Regions from separate parts of the Homo sapiens genome. Here region 2 is linked to region 1. The links are chromatin contacts, found by Hi-C or POLR2A ChIA-PET in ENCODE. All regions are on one chromosome and are shown on one strand. The core of a region is the stretch at or near the end of the contact, and the rest is flanking DNA. Distances in the headings are between cores, read along the strand shown.

The links. A loop is a pair of places that touch in the nucleus more often than their neighbours do. ChIA-PET counts read pairs that join two places held with the same protein, here RNA polymerase II (POLR2A). Pooled maps may share reads with other maps.
Region 2: a map of gastrocnemius medialis shows a loop between it and region 1 (4-fold over the local background). The contact joins two enhancer-like sites. A Hi-C loop is called at or near these places in 1 of 168 maps with a recorded cell type or tissue (gastrocnemius medialis) and 1 of 50 pooled maps. POLR2A ChIA-PET finds 5 or more read pairs at or near these places in 1 of 52 experiments (MCF 10A).

Annotation. Positions count from the first base shown.
Region 1 is chr13:40,348,868-40,356,365 of GRCh38, reverse strand. It overlaps LINC00598 (long intergenic non-protein coding RNA 598), which reads left to right. Exons shown (of 7, transcript NR_024507.3): 7 at 6,064-7,498. Among named protein-coding and RNA genes, the nearest start is that of LINC00598, 130 kb to the left of the region's middle. RefSeq lists an enhancer at 3,489-3,988. Within about 2 kb of position 3,910, at least 15 of the 41 ENCODE cell types and tissues checked have a DNase peak (open chromatin) inside an H3K27ac peak, as active enhancers do; they include gastrocnemius medialis, where a contact is called at or near this core.
Region 2 is chr13:40,532,936-40,540,433 of GRCh38, reverse strand. No RefSeq gene overlaps it. Among named protein-coding and RNA genes, the nearest start is that of LINC00598, 56 kb to the right of the region's middle. RefSeq lists an enhancer at 1-252 and a silencer at 2,568-2,862. Within about 2 kb of position 3,658, at least 7 of the 41 ENCODE cell types and tissues checked have a DNase peak (open chromatin) inside an H3K27ac peak, as active enhancers do; they include gastrocnemius medialis, where a contact is called at or near this core.

The sequences.
Region 1 (7,498 bases), core at 2,661-5,160:
CACCCGTGTTCTGCGTCGCTCACGCTGGGAGCTGTAGACTGGAGCTGTTCCTATTCGGCTATCTTGGCTCCTCCCGTCTAAATGTTTAACATATATGTTTTTAGATAGGGTCTTGCTATGTTGCCCAGGCTGGTCTTGAGCTCCTGTCCTCCAGTAATCCCCTGCCTTGGCCTCCCAAAGTGTTGGGGTTGCAGCTGTGGGCCACCACACCTGCTGTGCCTGGCCTCTTCCACAATCTTGATGCCTTAGTCCACTTGTGTTGCTATAACAGAATACCACAGACTAACTTATAAAGAATGGAAATGTATTTTTCACAGTTCTGGAGGCTGGGAACTCCAAGATTAAGTCACTGGCATGTGGCGTGGGCCTTCTTACTGCATTCTCACGTGGCAGGAGGCAGAAGGGCAAGAGCGCATCTAGCTGAACTTTATGAAACTCCTTTCAAAAGGGCCTTAATTCCATTAACGAGGGAGCAGGCCTCATGGCCTGATCACCTCTTAAAGGCACCCTTCTTCATACTGTCACATTGGCAACAGCTGAATTTTGGAGGGGATTAAGTTTCAACGTGACTTTTGGAGGGGACAAAAGTATTCAAACCATAGCGCTTGAAAAGGAGCATTTTCTATGGAGGAAGAAGGGTGTTTGGGATACGTCCTTTGGGTTATTAATTACAGTCGGAGCTCTGAGCGCTGACCTTTCCTGTTCCTTGCTTCCTGCTGACTTGGGAGAATTGTAACTGGTTAGCCTGGCTCCTGGGACTGTGGAAGACACAGCTTCACCTGAGAGAGTGTGGGTGACTGGGCGGTGACTGATAACACCTTTGGTTTATCTGTTCCACTCCCTGCTGAGTGAGAATAAACCAGGTGCAAGTTGGAGGTGCTTCCCCAGTCTCAGGATGAGTAAAGAGTGGTGTTTAGGAGAACAGATTCCAAACCTTGTGTTTGAGCAGTAACAGGGCACCTGGGTTGGGCTTGCAGATATCTGTCTCAGGTGTGCTGTCTCTTCTAAGCCACAGCAGCAGGGGAAATGCTACGGAGGCTGTGTGGGGGGAAGGACGCCTCTGTGAGGAGACATGGTGTCTCCCTTCCATGGTGAGTGGCCTTACCTGTGGAGGCAGCTGACAGTGTGCCTCCAGAGGTTGGATCCTTTGATCTGCAGTCATACTGCTGGAACTGCCACCACTTATTCTGTTTGTAGGTTCTCAAACCTGAGCCTTCATTAGCATTGCCTGGAGGGTTTGTGAAAACACTGATTTCTGGGCCCTATCTCCAGACTCCCATGATTTAGTGGATCTGGAGTAGGGCCTGAGAACTTGCATTCTGACAAGCTCCCAAATGTTGTTGATGCTGATGGTCCATCTGTTGACAATATTTTGGGGGTCACTGCTGCAAATCTTGTTTTCTCAAGTGCCCACCACCCTGAAGTGTTCTCAGGTCAACAAGACGTGGAGCCTGGTGAACAAGTCAGAAGACAAAATCCTATTGAGGATCCTGATACGGTTTGGATCTGTGTACCCACCAAATCTCATGTTGACTTGTAATCCCTTATGTTAAAGGTGGGGCCTAGTGGGAGGTGATTGGATCATGGGGGTGGTTTTCTCATAAATGGTTTGGCACTATCCCTATGGTGCTGTTCTCATGATAGTGAGTTCTGGTTGTTTAAAAGTGGGTAGCACCTCCCCTGCCCACCCTTGCTTCTACTTTGGCTGTGGGAAGTGTGCGCTTCCCCTTTGCCTTCCACCATATTTGTAAGTTTCCTGTGGCCTCATCAGAAGCTGAGCAGATGTCAGCATCATGCTTGCTGTACAGCCTGCAGAACCGTGAGCCAATTAAGCCTCTTTTTTTTTTTTTTTTATAAATTACCCGGTCTCAGGTAGTTCTGTATAGCAATGTGAGAACAGCCTAATACAGATCTCAGAGTAAACTCACTGAGAGACTCCAGGGAAGTAGAGGACAAAAGGAAGATTTTAGGCTTGCAATTTGCACAGAGCAGAATGCATAACAATTGTTAGCTCTGGTATGCTATGGACAAGGTGACTTCTGTGTTGTATGTCACATGAAGAGTTTTCCCCCGGTTTCTGGGAAAGACGTTGCACTGAGAAAAGTATTGAAGAGAAATCTGTGCCTTTCATACCCACCTGCTACACTGACACAATAGACATCTTTTTAGAAAAGGATGAGGTATTTCTGTAGCGTCTATTAGGTGCAGAGCAATAAGGTAGGTACTTTGCAAACATCGCTTCTTGCAATTTTCAAAAATCTGCAAGGTCTGTATTGTTTTCATTCTATACATAATGAAACCAAGTCTCAGAAGCATTAAGAAATACACCCAGAATCACAAAGCTAGTAATTGGCAGAGGCAGGACTTAAAAATATGTATCATTCTTATCCCAAATCTGTGTTCTCTTGATTTACCATTGGAAATTCAATGTTTCGTTTATAAAAACATGCAATTTTAAAAATGAAATATTACTTCTTAGTTTAAAAGCAAGGTTATATGTTCAGGACCAAGAAGACATAGGCCTGAATATGTGGGAGTTATAGATAGAGGGATAAAGACCATAAAACATGCCAAATCAGGACATCAGAGATATTGATATTGATCTGATTGGCTATTATGGCTTCTTCCCTCCTCTGCGCACTCTGGTAGTTTTCTCAGGTAAGAGTTTAGAAAAACTAAAATAACATGCAGAGGGAAGACTTGGTGAATCTTATATGTAAAGTGCTTAGAACAGCACCCAGTGCAATATTGATGCCCAGTAAATGTTAGCTCTCGTCACCATCATCATCACCATCATCATCTTCACTTCCACCATCAGCTTCTGCAGGGAAGGTGAGGGTAGGAACCAGGTGGGCACCAGCAGCAGTGGGAGAGAATCACAAAGGAAAAAAGACATTGCAAAGAGCAGCCTGCAATGAAGTCATGGAAATTTTCTGAAAATTCTGGGTTGTGATTTAGAAGGCAAATATGACTTTTATCGATGGAGCTGTGTTGGAGGAATTTGCGGGGGTGGGAGTAGGAAAGTTGTAGACATCTGTAAGAGAGAAAAATGGATCAGTCACGGAGAAGTACTTGGGGAGCCCTTGTATTTCAGGAAGGGAAATACCAGCTAGGACGAGAATTTGAAATTTGGGTTCCTCTTGCTAAAATACAAACTACCTGGTCGGAAGACTCATCCAGTATCTGTCAGGGAGACTCTGGGTGGTGTATACTTGTTGCTGTACTTAAGGCAGTCCTTGGAAAAAAGCTTGGCAGGAACACTTGACAGAGATAAATCCACTGATGGAAAGTGCCAGGACAGAAGTGGATGTGGTTGCACACGTGGGGATGACTGGTGGAGGGGCAGGTGGGCTGTGAAGAGGGACCAGGCTGGGGCAGCTGTGGGCAGGCTGCCAGAAACTGATTTCCACACTGCATGAGGAAGGAATGCCAGGGGAGGGGCTGGACTACTTTTTGTAGGAGGCTAAAGGGAGACAAGGACCAGCACTGCCAACTGCCACACATCTGGGGAGATCAACAACTGGCCAGATGTTTTAGACACAACCTGTGTGGCCACCTGAGTATATGCCAGTTATCAAGACGGATGATAAACAATAGCCAACTAGGGCACTAGGCTGCGTCTTTCTGAACTCACGGGCTCTCTGTGCCACGCATGCTGATGTGTGGGACACGGAGAGATGCAAGTGACGCAATGCAAAGTGTGTGCTGTTTCCATAGCTAATTAGGAGCCTGGTGACAAAGCAGGAGCCTGGCAGAGAGGTGAGAGAGGGGGTCTGCGGGCAGCTGTTAGAGCCTGGCACTGGGTATTCTCTGCTGGGATTGATGGATTGAGGCTCCAGGGTGGAGCCATTCTAGAACGTCCTGTTCCTGTCAGATTTGCAGCAGCAGCGGGCTGGTGATGTGGCCTTCATTTAACTCTTTTGTAAGACTGGCCTTTCCAGCCTGTTTCAGCACACTAGGGCCGTGTGACAGAGAGTTCTTGGCACAATTCACAGAGGTCTCCGTACTTAACAGCCTCTCATTTTCCTACTAGTCCGAGAGAGTTTGTACTGTGAGTTTTTCAATCAGAAACAAGCAGCCCTGAGATCTGTGGCTGGCCACCAGTCCTTGGGGAAGAAGCTAGCTGCAGCCCAGCACCCTGTGCCCGCGGCAGGCAGGCTGGGGAGGATGCACATTTGTCCAGGAACAGCAGGTTTGAGGCCCTTTGGCCATCCCATTGGCCATCTCCAGTCTCAGCTGAGTAAACTCCCTTCGCCCCCATCCCAAAGTTTGAACTCAGTAACTGTTTTAATGTGAATCAACATAGGAGGAAAATAAAAAACAGCTTGCAAGTTTACACAAACAAAACTTCAGCTCACAGAAATCCAGACTAGCAGGTGCTTGGGTGGTGTACTGCAGGACACCCCAAATCACTCGCTCCTGGGTCCCTGACTGAGCATGCTTCTAGAGTCAGTGTTAGTGATGGAAGAAAGCAATAAGGGAGGGGAGAAGGTGTCTGGAATGTGAGACAGCACAGTGGAGGGTTGCTGAGGTGGAAGGAGAGAAGCAGGATGTGGGCCCCAATGGAGTAGGAAGGAGGCAGGGTCCTTGACCCCAGCAAGTGTAGGGATTGCTGATGACAAAAGAGGCCTGTGTCCTTCAGCCAGGCAGGCAGGGGAATGAGGCCTGGAGGTAGGGTAGAGGTGGCCAGGGGTTAGGACACGGAGGAGCCGTTTGGAAGTAGATTATTAACGGGATCCCAGAGCATCTGCAGGGGGAGATGGGGGGCAAGCCCAGGAAATAGAGGGCTCTAGAGTTGCCTGTACATTTAGAGGACTGATGAAATCTTGTTCGAATAAAACCACTGGGCCCCAATCTGAAGTTTCTTGCAGGATGATTAGAAAATATGGCTTAAGGGGACTTTGCCTTGAGAGGGTCCTTGATAGTTACTCTATTTTTTTTTTTTTTTTAATTCTCATTTTCTCAGGTGAGAAACTGCCTGCCAGCCAATCTGATATTGGCTGGTTCCTCCAGGTCCATATAGCATTCCCTTTTTGTATATTGAGAGCCATCTCATAAATACATTCCATGACTAGGATTATGCGTGTCCTGCTGTTTCTTTGCTTCTTGACATTCTCAGCAACTGCTCCTCTCTCTGCATTGGGCATTGTCTCCCCAAGCCCTTTAGCAGCAGCGAGACTGCAGGCCACCTTTTATGCTTATTAATTTTAGGCAAAGTTTTCAGGTTGGCCATCCTGGTGCACTGGGAGAGAAGTGAAGGATGGGAGATTTGTTAGACTCATCTGGCAAATTCCTTTTACGTTTTACATTCTCCGCAACTACGAGTTTGTTCAGAGCAAGTATTGAGCGTCAATTCCACGCAAGGTATTATTTTGGACTCTTGGGGTTATCCAGGTGAGTGCATCCCCGGAAGCCTCATTCCTCCTTCTCTGTGCAACTGGGTTTCCAGGAAGCATTCAGGGAGCTTAACATTCAGTCATGAACAATAAGGCATTTTTCTGAATAACCATGCTATAGAGCAGAATGCGATGAGTCCTCTAAGAGGTGTCTAGATTGAAATGCTTTGGGAGTTCAAAGGAGGAGAGATTTACCGTGCACGTCAGAATTGTATGGAAGCACAAGTTGTACTGAGAGAGGATAAATAACCTATTCACTTCATCGTAATACCATACATAAAATATTATTGACATGGCTGGCAACACTGTTAACACTGTTTGGGCATTGCGAAAAAGTCTGATATATAAATAACCATGGGTTCCTAGAATCACGGCATCTAGAATGTGAGCACGGCAAGCAAATTTGGAAGACATCCAGTTCAACCTCCTCATTTTGCAAATGTATAAACAGATGTCCAGATAGGTTAAGCCAATTGCTCAAGATCATAGAGCTAGTTTTGTGGCCAAGGCAGGGGCAGAAGCCAGCTCTTCTTACCCACTGTCCCCAAAGCTCATCTCACACTGGAGTTGTGACATCAGCACTATTCTGCCTCTGCTATACAACAGGCCCTGGAACATACTCGAACCATGTAGGTGATTTGTGTCCCTGTCTCATCTTTCTTACCAGAATACCATCGGAGCTCCTCTGGAACATGTCCTTGTCTTCTCAGAGTGTGAAGTGTGTGTGTGACAGTGCTTTTCTGAGGACTCAGGTGACCTGGAGGCTGGAGAACAGCATGGAGCAAGGAAAACAAAGACGATGTGCTGGAGTGTATGTTGCTTTCATAATTATGTGAAAGAAAATGTAGAGAAATTTGAAAGGTAAGATCTGACCGCTTTGACCCCTCTCCTCACACCAGCCTATGCCCCACTTTCTTGAAGACCCACTCCCCAGCTTAGCAGCCAGGTACCCATCACAGCCTGGCTTCAAGAAGGGAGCCCAGTCCGCCAGGTTTGTTCTCTCTCCTTCGGTCTGTCTCTGTTGGCCAGTCTGTCCAGGAGTCACTCTGTCCATGGGTCAGTCTCTCCTTCTTTCTGACTGTCTTCCTATCATTCTTTCTCAGTTGTTCCCTCTCACCTTAAGGGCTGCCTAATTTCTCTCTCATCATGTCTTTACTTCTCTCCTAGCCTCATTTCCAGCTTTGGCTTCCTCATAACTAAAGTGTGCTGTGGCCCCAACATGGCATCCTGACTTCTTTTCAGAGTCTGCCTCCAAGCTTCTGGCTGGTCTTGCCACATACTCCAATTCATATCCCTTCACATTACATCAAGCTGGCTCAGTCTGTCTCTTCTCCTCTGGCCAGACAATGGCAGATCACCTTGGTCAAGCATGTCCTCTGGACCAATTGCCCCAGACCAGGATTATTTAAATACAACTCGTCCATCTGCAGTTGTCCTTAAAATCTGATTTATAGAAGGTCTGTGTGGGCTTGGCATTTCTGGTGTCCACTCATTCTGTCTAGTGAATTGTCCTTCTTCCATGACGCCAGTGGTGATAGATCTCACCCTCCTCTGATCCCTGGGCCTGTTGGTTGTGGAGTTTATGGGCCACTTCTGCAACTTGATGGCCTTGGGCCATGGAAAGGCCTGTCACCCCTTTTCTGGCACTAGAATGGAAGCTTCAGTAGGGCAGGAACCCTATTTAGGCATTTCAGTTAGGCTTGGCACACTGTCTTGCATGGAGAAAGCTCAGAATAAGACAGAGATCCTAAAGTATCTTCAACAGAACTAATCTGACAAATTTCCAAGGCTCCTTTGGGAGATAAAATCTACTTGGGGGAATGGGAAAAGGATGTCTACATAGATTTAGAATAACGACCACCACCACCATCATCATCCTTGACAGAACCTTTATGCCAGGTGCTGTTCTAAAGCACTTTACATACTTTATCTCATTTAATCCTAACAACAGCCCTGTAAGATAACTGTTACTATGCCCTTTTTACCTTTAATGAAGAAACAGCCTCAGGGAGATTAAGAAATTCACCCAAGGTCACAGAGCTAGAAGGTGAAAGAGCTGGATTTCCAACCCAAGTGTGCCTGATGTCAACTCTGATCTAAGA
Region 2 (7,498 bases), core at 2,409-4,908, 180 kb before region 1:
GACAGCTTGGGCAGATGCTGGGGTCTGAAACCTTTTCCAAATAAATATAGGAGAACACCATCAGAGGGAACACGCCCTCCCTGGTGAGATTCCCCATTTTACCTTCTTCGTGGCTTAGTGTCTTCTAAAAGGAAATGATCTAAGTGACTAGATGTGTGAAGGAAATTATTAAACAGAATACTCAAAATTGGCCTTGATATGAGAGAAGAAAGTGTTTAGGGTTTGAAAGACTAATGAGTTTATGCGACATACTAGTCCCTTTCGCAGGAACAGATACTTTTCAGCTGGTTCATAGGCAGGTTTGCATTCTCTCTTGATTGGACGAGGGGGATTATTTCTTGTATATTAGGCTGCTTATGGCTTCTGCTTCCTAGCCCTTGATTCTCTTTCACAATTATCTTCCACAAGCCAGCAGTTTCTATTCCTTTGCACATTTAACTCAGCTATAAGATGATCTGTTTCCCCTCAAAACCCCACCAAAGATTGCTGTTGATTTTCTCGAAGATACAGATACTTTCAGTAAATGTTGACCCGTCTCTGTTGTTTTGAGCTGGAGAGTCAATTTTACACATAGAGTGACTGTGCATCCCAGTTTTCCCAGGACAAACTTACGCTTGTTGCCATACTGTAGTTATTAACAGTACCCTCTTTCACTTTCAAAAGTGTCCTGGTTTGAATGACAAATCACGTGGACACCCTGTTTATACACAATAGTTACCCGTTACTTTTCTTCTATTGCATAAGAGGGAAATGGAAGATCACCCTTAAAATATCACAGTAATAATTGCCTTAGAAAGATCTACTGATGAATGGTAAGTTAGAGGGCAAAAGGGAGAAATAGGATATCTACATAATCAAAGCATCTCCAAATCTACAAAGCATCTCCCCTCAAATATTTTCTAATTATAAAGGGGGAAAAGAATGAGATTACAGTGGAAAAACCTGGAAGATACCACTTTTGCCAAATGATCAAGATTATCATCACCAGTGGTAAGATAAATCGACATCATGTACTTTTTTTTTGAGACAGGGTCTCACTCTGTTGCCCAGGCTGGAGTGCAGTGGTGCCATCTCAGCTCACTGCAACCTCCACCTCCCAGGCTCAAGTGATTCTCGTGCCTCAGCCTCCCTAGTAGCTGGGATTACAGGCACATGCCACCACGCCTGGCTAATTTTTGTATTTTTAGTAGAGACAGGGTTTCACCATGTTGGACAGGCTGGTCTTGAACTCCTGGCCTCAAATGATCCACCCTACTTGGCCTCCCAAAGTGTTGGGATTACAGGCGTGAGCCACCGCGCCTGGCCTGTATATCCATATTGTACCTGCAATAATATAGCACACTGTGTTTCATGTATTACATAACCTGTATATTGCTTAAAGTATGGTTTCTACATTCTGGAAGTTAGGGAAAGGTAAAAAGACCAACGCCTTTTTAGTTGTGCAAACTTGAGTACCAGCTCTGTCCATTATTAGCCATTTGCCTTTGAGGAAATTATTTAAGCTCTTGGGCCTCAGTTTCCTCATATACTTTCTTATATGATGCACTGAAAAGGGCACGTCACCTCTGTGGGAATCTTGCCAGAAATGTATAACCTGTTTAATGGTGAGAAAACACATCAGACAAACCCAAGTTAAGGGATATCCTACAAAATATCTGACTAGGACTCTTACAAATTGTCAAGGTCCTGAAGGACAAGAAAACACAGAGGAACTGTCTCAGCTTGCAGAGCACATGAGGATAAATGCAGCAAAGGATCCTGGATTGGATCTTGAAACAGAAAAAGAAGACATTAGTGGAGAATCTGGTGAAATCCAAGTATAGGTAACAGTATCATACCAGAGTTAATTTCTTGGTTTTGATTATTGTACTATCAGTATGTAAGTCATTAACAGTAGGAGAAGCTGGATGAAGGGTATGTAAAAACTCTCTTTCCTACTTTTTTTTTCCCCAAGACAGAGTCTCACTCTGTTGCCCCAGCTGGAGTTCAGTGTCACTGTCATGGCTCACTGCAGACTCAAACTCCTGCACTCAATGGATTCTCCTGCCCCAGCCTCCCAAGTGTCTGGCATTACAGGTACGCACCACCACACCCAATAATCTTTTTTTTTTTTTTGAGAGGGAGTCTCGCTCTGTTGCCCAGGCTGGAATGCAGTGGCGTGATCTCAACTCGCTGCAATCTCTGCCTCCTGGGTTCAAGCAATTCTCCTGCCTCAGCCTCCCAAGTAGCTGGGACTACAGGAGCCCACCACCACACTTGGATGATTTTTGTATTTTTAGTAGAAATGGGGTTTCACCATGTTGGCCAGGCTTGTCTCGAACTCCTGACCTCAGATGATCTGCCTGCCTCAGCTTCCCAAAGTGCTGGGATTACAGGCATGAATCACCACGTCTGGCCCCAATAATCTTTTATATATATATTATTATTATTATTATTATACTTTAAGTTCTAGGGTACATGTGCACAATGTGTGGGTTTGTTACATATGTATACATGTGCCATATTGGTATGCTGCACCCACCCAATAATCTTTCTATTTTAATTGTTTTGCAGAGATGGGAGTCTCTCTATGTTGGCCAGGCTGGTCTCGAACTCCTGGGCTCAAGAGATCCTCTGGTCTTGGCCTCCCAAAGTGCCAGGATTACAAGCATGAGCCCCCGTGCCAGCTCTTTTAAAAATCAGGAAAGCACAGGAAAAGAGTGAGTGGGTACGCTTGGCTGGAAGTCAAGGGCCTGGCACGGGGTTGTGGAGCCAGGCTCTTCCTGGCGGCGGGGCTGTGGGGAGCTGGATGGCTGGACTGAGGTTACTGAGAGCCCTCCTCAGCCGAGCAGCAGGGGATTTACCCATCAAAGTAATCAGGGACAGAGTCTGAACCTGTCCCCATTGGCTCAAGATAATTAAAAGGGGATGGAAAAAATGTTATCTTTTAAAGGGCTTTGGGAGGTTGAGGCCTTCGCAGGAGAATGGCCAGGAGACTAGTGTGTGCAAAGAGGCAGGCGGATGATCCCCATCCTACAGGGGCATTTATTTTGTGGACACCGGGGTCACCTGGGAAGCAGGTCTGGCCTCAGTTCTCCGGCCTGGGGCACTGTTTGTTCTGTGTCTCGCTTGTGGAATAAAGAGGATTCCTGTTTCAGTGAGGAACCACACCTGCTCAGAGGGAAAATACTCTGCTTGTCAGAATCTTTCACTTTCTGTGAACCAGCTCCTTGGCCTGATAGGGTCACAGGGCCCAGGAGTGGTCAAGGAAGCTTCTGTGAATGTATTGAACGTCAAGAGTGTCCAGGGGGATGTGTGGTGTTTGGCCCGATTCCTGTCATTGCCAGTGGAAATGCCATCTCTGGAGTTTGCCCCAGGTGTTTGTGAAGCAGGTTGGGATTCGGAGCTGAACGCTCCTCTAAAGATATGTGCTGGCTTCTTATGTCATGGCTAGACAGCCCCTGCTGGGCCTGTTTGCTGTCCCTTTCTCTTTGCCCCTGAGTTGTGTCAGGAGATTTGAGGAACTTCTGACTCATCCTAGCAAGTGGCTATGGCCTTTTTGCAAAAAGCTGTGTCCCAAGGGAAGAGGCAAATGTGACCCAGGTAGGTGCCAGCAGTCACATGGCTTGCAGGGATGACAAGCTCAAACAGGACTTGATGGCTGGGTGTGATGGAAACCATAACACATGATTCTTGGGAGCAGGTCCGTGCTGGCTGGCAGGATATTTGGCTCTGTTTGTGTTTGAACAGTCTGACAACAGCCATAAAGCCTAGCAGCTGTGAGGTATTTCAGGTACCGGAGGACTTCTGGACTTCGGTTAACCTTGGGGTCTTGGGAGTAGAACTTTAGCTTTGAATAATTTAAGGGCTTGGCCTGTAACCTCACGCCTGTAACCCCAGCGCTTTGGGAGGCCAAGGTGGGCGGATCACTTGAGGTCAGGAATTAGAGACCAGCCTGGGAAACATAGCGAAACCCCCTCTCTACAAAAAAAAAAAAAAAAAAAAAAAAAAAAAAAAAAAAGAAAGAAAGAAAGAAAAAAAAAAAGAGCCAGGTGTGGGGGCACGTGCCTGTAGTCTTAGCTACTTGGGAGCTGAGGAAGGAGGATTGTGTGAGCCCAGGAGGTCCAGGATACAGTGAGCCATGATTGTGCCACTGCACTCCGGCCTGGGTGGCAAAGCAAGACCCTGTCTCACAAAAATAAAAAATAAAAAAAAAAAAAAAATAAAAAAAGGAAGCAGTGAGACAGCTCTTACTTAGAAAAGGAACCCTTAAGCCCTCTGCATATTCAGTTCTGGAGACTCTGCTAAGAGCAGCCCTTCCATTCATTAATTTCCTGAAGAAATGGATTTAGATATATTGCTGTATTTTTTTCTTCCAGAAGTTGATCCCTAGATGCCAGATAAACATCCCCTTGATCTTCTGGGAGCCTAAGGTTTTTACTTGGTCCCATGGGATGCAATAGGGCTAAGGCCTTCATGGAAAGTTGGAAGTCAAACTCGGGAGGGAGATTAGCCCAGCCTCAGCGACCCCTCCTCTTTGGACCTGTGATAGAGATTAATGAAATCCGGGGATTAGTACCGAAGATATCGTGTGCTGGCATGAGCGCGGGCTCTGGGCCTTTCTGGGTCCCAGGCTGGGAGCTGGCTGAGGCGCTGGAGAGGAGCAGTAAGGAAGGTTGGCATCTGGGTGGACCCGATGTCAGGCCTGGCCCGCGCACCCACCAGTTATGTAACCTTGGGCAAATGTCCTCCCTGAGCTGAGCCTTTCTTTCCTCATGGACTAAACAGGGTAAGACGACCTTGTTTTCCAGATGGTGTGGGGCCGGAACAGCACAGGGAGTGTCGGCACCCGCTTGGCGCTGGCGTTAGCGTCCGCAGCTCTGCGGCTGGGCTTTCTGCTCATCTCCTCGAAGGAGATCTTAGGGTCTTCATTTTGAAAAGGGGAGATGGAGTGGAGCTGCTGGGCCCGGCTGCGGAGGTGGTGGTTTCGTGCGTGGGCGCGAGGACGGCTTTGGCAGCCCTTTCCGTGCCCTTTCCATGGTGCCAGGCCGGTTCTGGAGGTGACAGGGCTGACCGGTCTGTGTGGGCTCGAGACACGGCCGCAGCCCTTTGAAGCTCTTTTAAACTTCTTCATCATTTCAGAATCATCACTGGAAAATTCTTTTCGTCAGATGTGTGCCCTGCCAGGTCATCTGGCAGCTCAAGTGCTCTATTTTTTTATTTTTATTTTTAATATTTTTTGAGACGAAGTCTCGCTCTGTCACCCAGGCTGGAGTGCAGTGGCACCATCTCGGCTCACTGCAACCTCCGCCTCCCGGGTTCAAGCGATTCTCCTGCCTCAGCCTCCTGAGTAGCTGGGATTACAGGCATGTGCCACCACGCCTGCTAATTTTTGTATTTTTAGTAGAGATGGGATTTCACCATTTTGGTCAAGCTGGTCTTGAACTCCTGACTTCGTGATCTGCCCACCTTGGCCTCCCAAAGTGCTGGGATTACAGGCATGAGGCACCGTGCCCGGCCTATTTTTAATTTTTTTTGGCCAGTGAAACACGCTGCAAGTCCCCCTTTTGTTCAGTCTCCTTGTGCAAGCCTTGGTGTTAGAAGCCATCATAGCCACTGGTTTGGGTTGAAATCTTAGATGCCAAACTTTACTGCATTACCTCATTTAATCCCTGCATCTGTCCTGCAAGGAAGGTGTTTTTATTCCTGTTTTCCTGAAGAGGAGTCTGGGATTGGAAAGGTTAAGCATTTACTTAAGCTTGCTGAACACAGCCCATCTGTCCAACCCCGAAGGCCACGTTCTTTACCACCATGCTATGTTGCGTCACTCAGATAAATCCAGAGAATGTGTTCAGCATTTTCTTTGGCTCTGTGTCCAGAGCAAGCGACTGATATCCACACTCAGATATGAAAAAACCTGTTACTCACCTGACAGGTGTCACTTTCAATTTTTAGGAAGTGCCTTTTTTGTTTAACAGCTTCATTGAAGTATAATTTACATATCATAAATTCACCCATTTTTAGTGTAAACTTAAATAACATTACTCGTGAATATGTAAGCTTTGATGTTCATGCAACCATTTATTTATTTATTTATTTTTGAGACGGAGTCTCGTTCTGTTGCCCAGGCTGAAGTGCAGTGGCGCGATCTCGGCTCGCTGCAACCTTGACCTCCTGGGTTCAAGCAATTCTTCTGCCTCAGCCTCTTGAGCAGCTGAGACTACAGGCACACGCCACCACACCTGGCTAATTTTTTGTATTTTTAGTAGAGACGGAGTTTCACCATGTTGGCCAGGTTGGTCTCGAACTCCTGGCCTCAAGTGATCCACCTGCCTCGGCCTCCCAAAGTGTTGGGATTACAGGTGTGAGCCACCTCGCCCAGCCGTGTGCAGCAATGTAAAGTATTTTCTTTAAAAATAAGCTGTTTAATGGATCTGATTTCACTGGGTTGACTGTTATAAATGGTGGTGGGATGCCAAGGCACAGGCTGTGTGCAGCACCACAGTGGTCACAAACCATGACTAAAACACCTCCAGATCCCTGCTCAGCACGTCCTCTCCCATGTGTGGGTCATATCCTTGTGTTGGTGGTTGGTTTCCATTTCCTTTGCAACATCCCAGGGATGGGAGGCAGCAGTTCCACGCTCTGTATGGGTTTGAAGACGCGGGACGTAAGTTATGGTTATTTGGTTTTTATATTATTATAAAAATTTATTTATTATTATTTATATGCCATCTATTTCCACACATCAATTGTGTTAATAGCAAAGGTAGAAAGCTGAGAGCTAAATAATTAAGAGAGAGCAAAGTAATTAATTAAAAGCCTTTCTCTCTTCCTTACTGTTTCTCTTTTCTTGTTTTCAAATTGTCTTTTAATGCTCTACTATTATTTATTTATTTTTTTATTTTTGAGAAGGAGTTTTGCTCTGTCACCCAGGCTGCAGTGCGGCGAAGCAATTCTTCTGCCTCAGCCTCCCGAGTAGCTGGGACCACAGGCCGTGCCACCACGCCTGGCTAATTTTTGTATTTTTATTAGAGACAGGGTTTCACCGTGTTGGCCAGGCTGGTCTTGAACTCCTGACCTCAGATGTTCTGCATGCCTTGGCCTCCCAAAGTGCTGGAATTACAGCTGTGAGCCACCGCGCCCAGCCGCTCCACTTTTTATTAGGGAACATTTCGAATGTGCACAAATGTAGAATAGTGTAATAATGCCTGTGTGCTCATTACCTTTTGTCCCCATCGCCTCCACACCAGAATGTTTGGAAACAAATGCTTTGAATTATCTGCAAATATTTGTAAATACTTCAGTATTTGTCTTTAAAAGATAAGAAGTATTTTAAAAAAAACCACAATATGATAATGCCTTAAAAATCAACAATAATTCCTTATTGTTCATTAGTCTTCATATTTCCCTGATAGCCTGACACAGTTTTATTGAGGTATAATTTACAAGCTGTAAACTTCACCCATTGTAAATATACCGTTTGATTGTTAGTAATTTTTTTTTCTTTGAGACATAA